Linked DNA regions of Homo sapiens: region 1 is linked to region 2. Evidence: read pairs that join two places in POLR2A ChIA-PET (ENCODE). Cell type or tissue: PC-3. All regions are shown on one strand.

Region 1 (5,000 bases), 140 kb after region 2:
TCTTCAGTTTGTATTTCTCTTCCTTCTCTCTTAACATGTCCTTTTAACTTTTTGTTGAAAGCTGACATGATGTGTCAAGTAATAGGATGCATTAGGATAAATATACATCCTAACAGACTCTGTTTTAAAGTTTGTTGTAGCTGTGGATACCAGAGACCAGTTTCCTCTCGTTTCCTCTTTTTTTCTCCCATATTTTTATTTCTCAAAGAATTTCTTCTAATATGAGTTTGTGTATTGCAGCTCTCTGTTGCAGTCCATGGTTATTACTGGAAACATGATGATATGATGGTAAAATTGGGAGGAGAGGAAGGATTATATAATCTTGTCATTAAATCTTCAGTTTTTACTTGACTTGAGTCTCTAGGCTGTGACCTTCAGAAGTATTTCTTAGCCTTTTTTTTGGTCGTTGTAGTGAGATAGAAAGGGTAGAAAATGCTGAAGTGGTCTCCTTGCCCTTTCCCAACATCAGATAATACTCTGGCAAAGTAACTTCCCTTCGAGGGGAGACCTTTGTTAGGGACAATGATCTGGACATATTTTTTAAAATGGTTCATTCCCCCCTGAGCATGTCTAAAATATGAGGGAATTTTTGTTAGATCTTTATAGCGACAGTCTGGTGGGGGCTCCAGGAAGGCCCTCACTCCTGCCTTTCTTTGTAACCACAAAAGTAGGGACCTAGGATCCCATCTAATACAGGGTTTCCAGGCAATTTTAATTGTCAAGCTTGTCCATGCCCTGCTTCTAAAGATTCCTGATGATTGGTGGGTGCATCAAAATCTCATAAATCACCACTAAAGAACTTACTCAAGTAATCAAACACCACCTGTTCCCCAATAACCTATGGAAATCAAATAATAAATAAAATAAATAAATGTCCCAATAGAATTTTGAAAAGATTTGTCAAAATTACTATTTAAGTGTTGTTATCAGTTACCAGCTCTAATGACTTCTGTTCCTGGTAACCTGATCTCAACTGTGATTCTCTGTGTTTGCCTCTTGCCTTACATATTTCAGAGTGATGATTTGCCCTATGACCTCAATTCTCTGGTGGCTCTAACAAAAGTCATTGATTTTTAGCTGGTTTAGATTTTTTTCACTAGAAAAAAAATCACAAAACAGCTTCCAAGCTGTTTAGATGTTGGAGCAAAATCAAATATCCACTATAGAAAATTTTCAGTTTCTTTGTAGTATAAAAACTACATAAAAATCACATATCTCCAAATTAAATTACCAACACATGTTCACAGCAGAGCATTTGGAAAATATAGGAAGTAAAAAGAAAAAAATATTTCATAGAATTCCACAATTCCAAATGCTGTTTCTGTCATGTTTCTGTCATATAAATTATATCATATTTTTGCATACCCATAAACTTATATTATTAGTTTGATTTATACTGATTTGCAGTGGTTTAGTTGCATTCAAACATAGGGAAAAAAATACTATTAAATTAATCCAATTCTTATTTTGGCTCAAATCACTGTTTACTATTTATATGGACACACATAAATAGTGACGTGCACATTTATGTGTAAAATCAAATATTGTCTTAAGAATGACTAATATTTTTAATCTAATAGAAACTTGGAACGCTATTGTCTGTGATCTATTTTAATGTAAACCATTCTTTTCTTTCTCTATGAATTTTTCCTTTTTTCTCAAATCTATGAAGTCCCATTATCTTGAAATGAGGGAAACACACATTTACATATACGTTCAGATTTTCCATGGCTTTAACTTCTGCATGTAATTCTGTTTTCTTTTTTTTCTTTTTTTTTTTTTTTTGAGACGGAGTCTCGCTCTGTCTCCCGGGCTGGAGTGCAGTGGCGTGATCTCGGCTCACTGCAACCTCCGCCTCCCAGGTTCAAGCAATTCTCCTGCCTCAGCCTCCCGTGTAGCTGGGACTACAGGTGCCGGCCACCACACAAGGCTAATTTTTGTAATTTTAGTAGAGACGGGGTTTCAGCATATTGGTTAGGCTGGTCTCGAACTCCCGACCTCAGGTGATCCGCCCGCCTCAGCCTCCCAAAGTGCTGGCATTACAGGCGTGAGCCACCGCGCCTGGCTTGCATGTAATTCTTTATTTCCTCCAGAGTTCAGCTTCATGCATGGTATATGGAAATTCTCAATTCTACCATCTGTCAAATATCCTATCAATTATTTTCTCACCACAAATGAATAATTCTTTCTCTATTGGTCAGAAGACCACCTTCATTATAGTAATAAGAATATTCTATTCCATTGATTTATTGTTCCATCTTTTTATCTTTGTGCTAGTATCACACTGTTTTTAATCCTTAGAATTTTAGTATGGGCAGAACATTTTTAATAACTTATTTTGTTTTGTTATTAAGTAACATAATGTTATAGATCAAATGTCAAAAATATGTAGTAAAATATCTTCATCCATCTTCTATTCCCCATCTGCCCAATTTCCATCTCCTTTCACAAACAGCAACTCCCAGTTAGATATTATTTACGTTTCTAGATATTTAAGTCAATACAGATATCTATCTCCTTAAAATACACAAATGCTAGTATATTATAATGTTCTTTTTGAGAACTCTCCCTAGTAAAGGAAGAGATTTCTAATTTCTGTTTACAGCTGCATAGCATTACAAATGGATGTCATATCATTTATTTAGCTATCCCCATATTGATGAACATTTAGGATTTTTTATTATGCAATTCTTATACATATTCAAGCACAATGCAACAATATCTGAAGTTAAAAATGTTTTTAAACATAATCCTTTTTTAAATTTAACTTTTTAGTTTTAGAAAATTGTAGATTCATGTGCATGTATAAGAAACAGTACAGAGATATCCCAGGTACCATTTACCTGGTTCCCCAGTGATAAATCTGCAAAACTATAATACAATATGACACTTAAGATGTTGAGCCTGATACAGTCATGATAGAGGCAATATATATGTAGACTATTGTGTCATATGCAAATATGAAGAATTATATTTTTATGATTGCTATTTCTTTTTTTTTGCCCTTTTGCACTGACTAGAACATCTACTATTACATTAAATAAAAATGATAAGGATGAAGACTATTGCTTTCTCCTCAATCTTAGAGACCAATCATTCCATTTTCCATCAAGTATAATGTTAGCTGTATGGTGTTCGTAGATATTCTTTATCAAGTTGAGGAAGTACCATTCTGATCCTATTTTTTCTGATACTTTTTTTTTAATCATATATGGGTGTTTAATTTTGTCAAATGCTTTTTCTACAACAATTAATTATCATGTGATTTTTTTATTTAGCTGATTGACTTTTTAATATTGAACAAGACTTGCATCCATGGAATAAAACCAACTTGATTATGGTGTATAATTTGTTTTAAATATGTTGCTGAATTGTATTTGTTAATATTGTGTTAAGATTGTTTGGTGTCTATTTGTAAAGAATATTGGTAGAAGCTTTCTTTTTTCGTTCTATTCCTGTCTAGTTTCAGTATCAAGGTAATATGAGCCTCGTTAAATTAATTTGGAAGTGTTCCATCCTCAAGCTCAGTCAGTGGTTGTTGGTAGTATTGTTAAGCTCTGCCCAGGAGCTTACAGAATGAGCCCTGTTGGCCTCTGCCTGGAGGCCACCCTCACATTTTGGAGCTCTATTGTCATCTCCTACATGGAGGCTTGCTTCATCAAAGTGTGCAAACAAAGATGATAGAAGAAAAACTTTGGAAATCTTACATATACATGGAAATTAAACAACACACTTTTAAATAACCGAAGAATCAATGATGAAATTTAAAGGAAAATTTAAAAATTTCTTGAGACAAGGAATAAACATACTGCTTATAAGAATAGAAATAAATACCAAAATACATTCAAAAAAAATTTCTTGAGACAAATGAGAATAGAAGCGTATCATACCAAACCCTGTGGGACACAACAAAAGTAGTTCTAACAGAGGAGTTCATAGCAATAAATGCCTACATCTAAAAAGAAAAGATGAAAGATTTCTAATAAACATCCTGACTATGCACCTCAAAGAACTAGGGAAACAAGGATAAGAATGTGTAAACTAGAAAAACAAAAACGCTTTTGGTTTATTAGAAGAAAGGAAATAAAGCTCAGAGCAGAAATAAATGAAACAGAGACTTAAAATACCCAAAAGATCAACAAAACGAAGAGTTTTCTTTAAAGATAAACAAAATCAAGAAACATTTAGCTAGACAAAAAAAAAAAAAAAGAGAGAGAAAAGATCCAAATAATTAAAATCAGAGATGAAAAAGGAGACATTACAACTGATATCATGTGAATACAAAGGATCATAAGAGACTATTTGAACTATATGCCAACAAGTTTGAGATCAGAGAAATAGTTAACTTCCTGGACACTTAAAATGGGCCGAGATTAAATTTTGGAAAAAAATAGAAAATCAACACAATAAAGGCCATGTATGACTAATTCACAGCTAACACCACACTAAACAGGGAAAAGCTGAATGCTTTTTCTCTAAGATAAGGACAAGATTAGGAACAAGACAAGGATGCCTACTTTTTTTTTTTTTTTTTTTTGAGGTGGAGTTTCAGTTTTGTTGCCCAGGCTGGAGTGCAATGTGCAATAGCATGATCTCAGCTTACCGCAACCTCCGCCTCCTGGGTTCAAGCGATTCTCCTGCCTCAAGCTCCCAAGTAGCTGGGATTACAGGCATGTGCCACCATGCCTGGCTAATTTTGTATTTTTAGTTGAGATAGGGTTTCTCCATGTTGGTCAGGCTGGTCTCGAACTCCCAGCCTCAGGTGATCCACCCACCTTGGCCTCCCAAAGTGCTGGGATTACAGGTGTGAGCCACCACTCCCGGCAAGCTTGCCTATTTTCAACACTCATATTCAATATTTTACTGGTAGTCGTAGCCAGAGCGATTAGGCAAGAGAAGGAAATAAAAGGCAATAAAAGTTGGAAAGGAGGAAGTCAAATTGTCCTTGTTTGAAGATGACATGATCTTCTATATAGAAAATCCTAAAGACTCCACCAAAA
Region 2 (5,000 bases):
ACCAGGAAAGAAAACTGTATTACGATGTGAAAACTTAATGTTGAGAAATTCAGGCATCTTGGGGTTAGTGAGGAGAAGTTTTAGGGGCTTAGATTCTTCTAAACACATGTACAGAAATGCATATTTCATCTGATATCAAATGGCATTTATAGTGCTAATCTTTACCTCAAGACTTCACATCTTTTGGTGATTGCATCTTTTAGGTTTATAGCAGCTAAGTTTGCATGAAAACACCAGGGCTGTTTCATTTCAGTCAAGAATTAATGTTCATTGATTGTGCTTCTGCATTTCATGTAACTATTGTAGAATTTGTTTTAGTTTTATGAGGGAATAATTGTTCCAACTTCTATATAACTCAGGAATTTACTCTCAAACAACACTGTCAATTAGTTACTTATCTCTCTGGAAATGATCTGGGAACATGGAGAGGAAAGGGAGGAAGGGGCAAAATCTGACCACTTAAATCTAAGCATATTAGATCATTTTATGCTAGAAAGTCCTGAATGATGTGACTTTCGTTCTTGTAAAACACCTCTTTCCATAGATTCATGGCCCAAACAGTATATAAAGAGTGGGGAAGGAACTGCATTTGCAAATAGTTCAAATCATTGCTCCATCTTAACTACGCAGTTCACAAAGTGTGAAGAAATGTGATCATCTCAAAAAAGATAATGGGGAAAAAATATGTTTTGTTCTGTGACTTTAAAGTCTTGCAATATTTTACATAAATGATAATGGGTGCTTTAATAAGAACTCTTGATACTTTTGTTATTGTATTCAATATATGCATATAATACAACAGGATGATATTGTTTTGGATTTGGAAATGTATTCTTTCTTATGCAATCTTATGCAGTCATACTGCTTGAATATCATTACCTGAATTTATCTTTCTTTTTTTTGTTGTTGTTTTACACTCTACTTATTTGGTGCCTGTCAGTCTTTTGTCGTCAGTTTATATTCTACTAAACTCAAAAAGACAATCTCATACCTTTTGTAATTGTAGGCATTCTTTACTAGATTTTTAAATACACTTCAAAAATTCAAGTACTTTGATTTCATGCCATCAAGTAGCTGAATCTATCCCCCCGTCTCTTTTTAAATTTAAGTGAGTAGTTCAATTTCTGTCACTTTCTACTTTGTGAATTCTAAATCTTTTAAAACCATCTTGCCATTTTTCGTGCACTTACCCTTACAGAAAACTCTGTGAAACACTACTTATCTCTACTTTTATGTTTTTAACTCCTTTTTTATATTACTATTCCCTCTGCTTTCTAAATGCACATATTAATTTGTTCTTTTTATTCTCTGTAGCTCTTCTCAGTGTATGAATTCAGTTTCCCATCAGTCTCCATACAATTAAAAAAAAGTTGAGTATTCTGTTATTTTAATAAGATATCTAGTGCCCATATTCTAATTCTGCCCCTTATTTTTAATATAATTTTATTGTTGATTTAAAATGACAACAGTTTCAATTCCCAGAAAGTGAAAGGAAACAAAGGAATAATATTATAGGCTTAATTTTTATCAGTGAACTTGTAGGTGAAGAAAAGATTTGGGGAAGGAAATGAACATATTATATTGCAAAATAGTAAGGAACAATCAGATGTGTTTTCTAGTCTCTGGAAAAGCATGTTTCAAGAAATTCAATGAAAAGTTCATCATGCTTGCTTAGATTGTTGAGAAGCAAAAACACTGATGAACATTTGGAAGCAATGAGAATGTAATTCTAATCATACTCTTTTAATAATGTTGCAAAACTCTCCAAACACTACTCTGTGTGGATGTCTTTCAGAATATGATGAATACTAGTAGTCTTATTCTGCCCTTTTCTCTCTATCACAATATATACATTCTATATTGCATACACATATTTTCCAAATATTACATATAATTTCATGTAATTTATAGACCTATTAAGGCCCAACCATTTTCTTGGATAGGGGATTCTTTAGAAGTCCAGCTTAAATAAAGCCCGTATAGAAAGTTTTTTTAAAATTTATACATAATCACCTAAAGTAACCTTATCTACTGAACTCTTAGTACATGCTACTGGAACCTTTTATCATGTTTCTTCCTGGCTTGCATTACAACACTGTTGACATATCTCAGCCTTACTTCTAGGCTTCTTTGAGAGCATGACTCATGTTTGTATTCCTCACTGAGGTTGAATGAATAAGAGAAACTACAGTAGTAGGAAAAAACAGTACATGTACATATCAATGAATATGAAAGGGTCAAATGGATCTATTATAGTAAGCACAAAATCAACTGACACCAGCAAAGTAAACCCAAAATTTTTAATGGTATTTTAATAGATCAAGAGGAGCAAGCAGATTTTTGAGACAGTTGTCTCCTACTTTCTCTATCACAGGGAGTAATTTTAAAAGAAAAATGGAGGGTAAGTTTCTTTAAGAGAAAATTGTAGTTTAAAACAGGTCATGGGATAATTAGAAATAATTTAATTTCTTTAGAGGATTTTAATCTTTCAACTGCTTGCAATTAGATCCTAAGGCAATAAAAGAATAAGGAGATTTGGAAAACCATTGTCTGTAATCTCTGAAGAAAAGTGGACATTAGGGGAGTCAGTTGAAAAGCAAAGCTATCACCATTTTCTAAAGAGGAAAAAGGTGAACCTCACAAACTATAGACCAAAAAAATAGGACATCGAGAGAAAGAATATGAAGCTAGCATAGGTTCACAAAGAATGAGTCAAATCAAACAACATGCATTTTTTATTTATAAAGCATGACTTGTTCATTGTCAATTCATGTTAGCTTAATCATTAGGCATTAATGCCATCACTGCAATGCATATGTCAGCAATAAATAATCAAAGACCAGGCTTCCATCATTCTGTTTAATATCTTCAAGTAATGCTTAAGTTTGCAAATGCTCTTTTAACACATTCTCCATATGCAGCCTGCCCAGCACTGCACACAATAGACCTGTTACTTCCCCCTCACGAGCACTCCTAATATTTCATGTGCTCATCCAATTGACTTCTCCCACTGGTGCCTCATATTGAATTTGTAGAATCACACCTGCTCCTTTTTCAAAACTCTTCTGAGTTTTTTCTTAAATAATTCACTGACCCCAAAGTTGTCAGATATTTGAAGACTACTCGCACAATTTTAATATTATAAATGTATAATGTAAATGTAATTAAGATTTGTATAATGTACGATGTACTTTGGTAAATAAAAGTATGCTGTGAATAAATACGTATGATACAATTCAAAATTTTACATAAATATGTGATAAAATTTAGCTCATATTCTTTTTTTTTTTCTTTGAGACGGAGTCTCACTCTGTTGCACCCAGGCTAGAGTGCAGCAGCATGATCTCAGCTCACTGCAACCTCTACCTCCTGGGTTCAAACAATTCTCCTGCCTCAGCCTCCTGAGTAGCTGGGATTACAGGTGCCCGCCACCATGCCCAGCTAATTTTTTTCTATTTTTGTTGTTGTTGTTGTTTTTAGTAGAGACGGGGTTTCACCATGTTGGTCAGGCTGGTCTTGAACTCCTGACCTCAGATAATCCACCTGCCTCGGCCTCCCAAAGTTCTGGGATTACAGACGTGAACCACGGTGCCCGGCCTAGTTCATGTTCTTTAAGGACAATTATGAATATTTTTATGCACTGTTAATTTTCATTAAGATATTGATCAATTAATAGCTATATATGTTCTATAAATTAATCCTATCTAGTTTCAATCTTAAATTGTTTGCATATACCAATCTAGTTTATTGTTTGCATATATTTTATAGTGTAGAGATTAGGCATTTTAATAAAATTTTAAAATTTCCAGGACATACTGTTAATGACTATGCTTCCTACTATAGGCCATAATTAATTTTTTTCTATTGTCAACAATATTTTGGTAGGGATGATCAGGAAATAAGGAAATGTTTCCTTCATTTGTTAACAATAGGTGTTTGGGGATTTTAAAATGAAAATTGAAGAAGTAAAAGACACCATATATTTAGTTTGTTTGATTTCGTGGCTTCAAGAGTTCAATAATTTATTGAAATATTTTACAGACCAAAGAACAACAGATATATTACGTTTATAAGCCCCCACATATTTTAAAGGATAATGGTTTATATATGAAAATTCCCTGAACCTACACTTCATCAGGAAAAGCTAAATAAAAGAAGTTTACATTTCCTAGGACTAATGGAGATTTATTTCCCAGTCCTCTTCTCTGGAGACAAATGTAGGTCTCTCTTGAAAAGCAGAAAGTTTTGCATATGAGGTATGATTTAGTGGGCTAGAAACATCTTTTCCACCCTCCCCAAAATGTTTCACTATGTTTTATCATACTATCTGATAATTTTGCACTAAAGTTTTCTTTCTGTGTTAAGAAAATGCAAATATCTCTGAATGGGTCTCTTTGCTTTAGTCATACTCATATGGCTACTACTGAACAAAATATGTTCATTACAGGATGAAGGGAATGTTGCCAGCCAGCAAATCCCTAGAGTTTGCACTACACCAAACGTTGCTTAGCAATTTCCACGATTTTCTCAGTCTAATTTGCAAGAATCAAGGAGATGTTTGTGTATGCTACATGAAGTTGTAAAATTGGTATTTATTGTATGTTTCTATATCGAAAGCTTTACAAACAAAGGAAATGGAAAGTTAACAGGTGGATATGATAGTGTGGCACTACTTTAGCTGGATGGTAAGGGAGAGCTTCTCTTAGGAAGTGTTTTAGGCCAGGACTTGAATAATGAACAGTATCTAGTTGTACAAAAATCTGGAGGAAAGACTTTTCAGGCCCAGGAGAAATGAAAATTCTTTTCATGCATACAAGAATGAAAGTGAAAATTACCTACTCTATGTCCTGAAGTGGGAAGTTGGCTTGCCAGAGAGTAGGTAATTTTCACTTTGATTCTTTCATGCCTTCAGTTATACTACTTCTTAGGTTAGTTCATAAGGGTTTCCACAATTTGGTTCCCACTTAAAATTTAAAACTTCCCTAACCCATTCCCACCAT

Evidence for each region. ChIA-PET counts read pairs that join two places held together with the same protein. Peaks named below come from ENCODE experiments on the same cell type or tissue, not always from the same donor. Only the 100,000 strongest peaks of a DNase experiment are listed, where the experiment ranks them.
Region 1: POLR2A ChIA-PET joins it to region 2 with 5 read pairs; 3 of 35 experiments call an interaction of 5 or more read pairs at or near these places.

The regions. Positions count from the first base shown.
Region 1 is chr7:79,600,608-79,605,607 of GRCh38, forward strand. No RefSeq gene overlaps it. Among named protein-coding and RNA genes, the nearest start is that of MAGI2, 150 kb to the left of the region's middle. In PC-3, no CTCF peak of the experiment used is centred here; no DNase peak of the experiment used is centred here.
Region 2 is chr7:79,459,771-79,464,770 of GRCh38, forward strand. All of the region lies in intron 3 of MAGI2-AS3 (MAGI2 antisense RNA 3), which reads left to right. Among named protein-coding and RNA genes, the nearest start is that of MAGI2, 8.6 kb to the left of the region's middle. In PC-3, no CTCF peak of the experiment used is centred here; a DNase peak (open chromatin) is centred at 2,131; H3K4me3 peaks cover 490 bases; H3K27ac peaks cover 1,054 bases.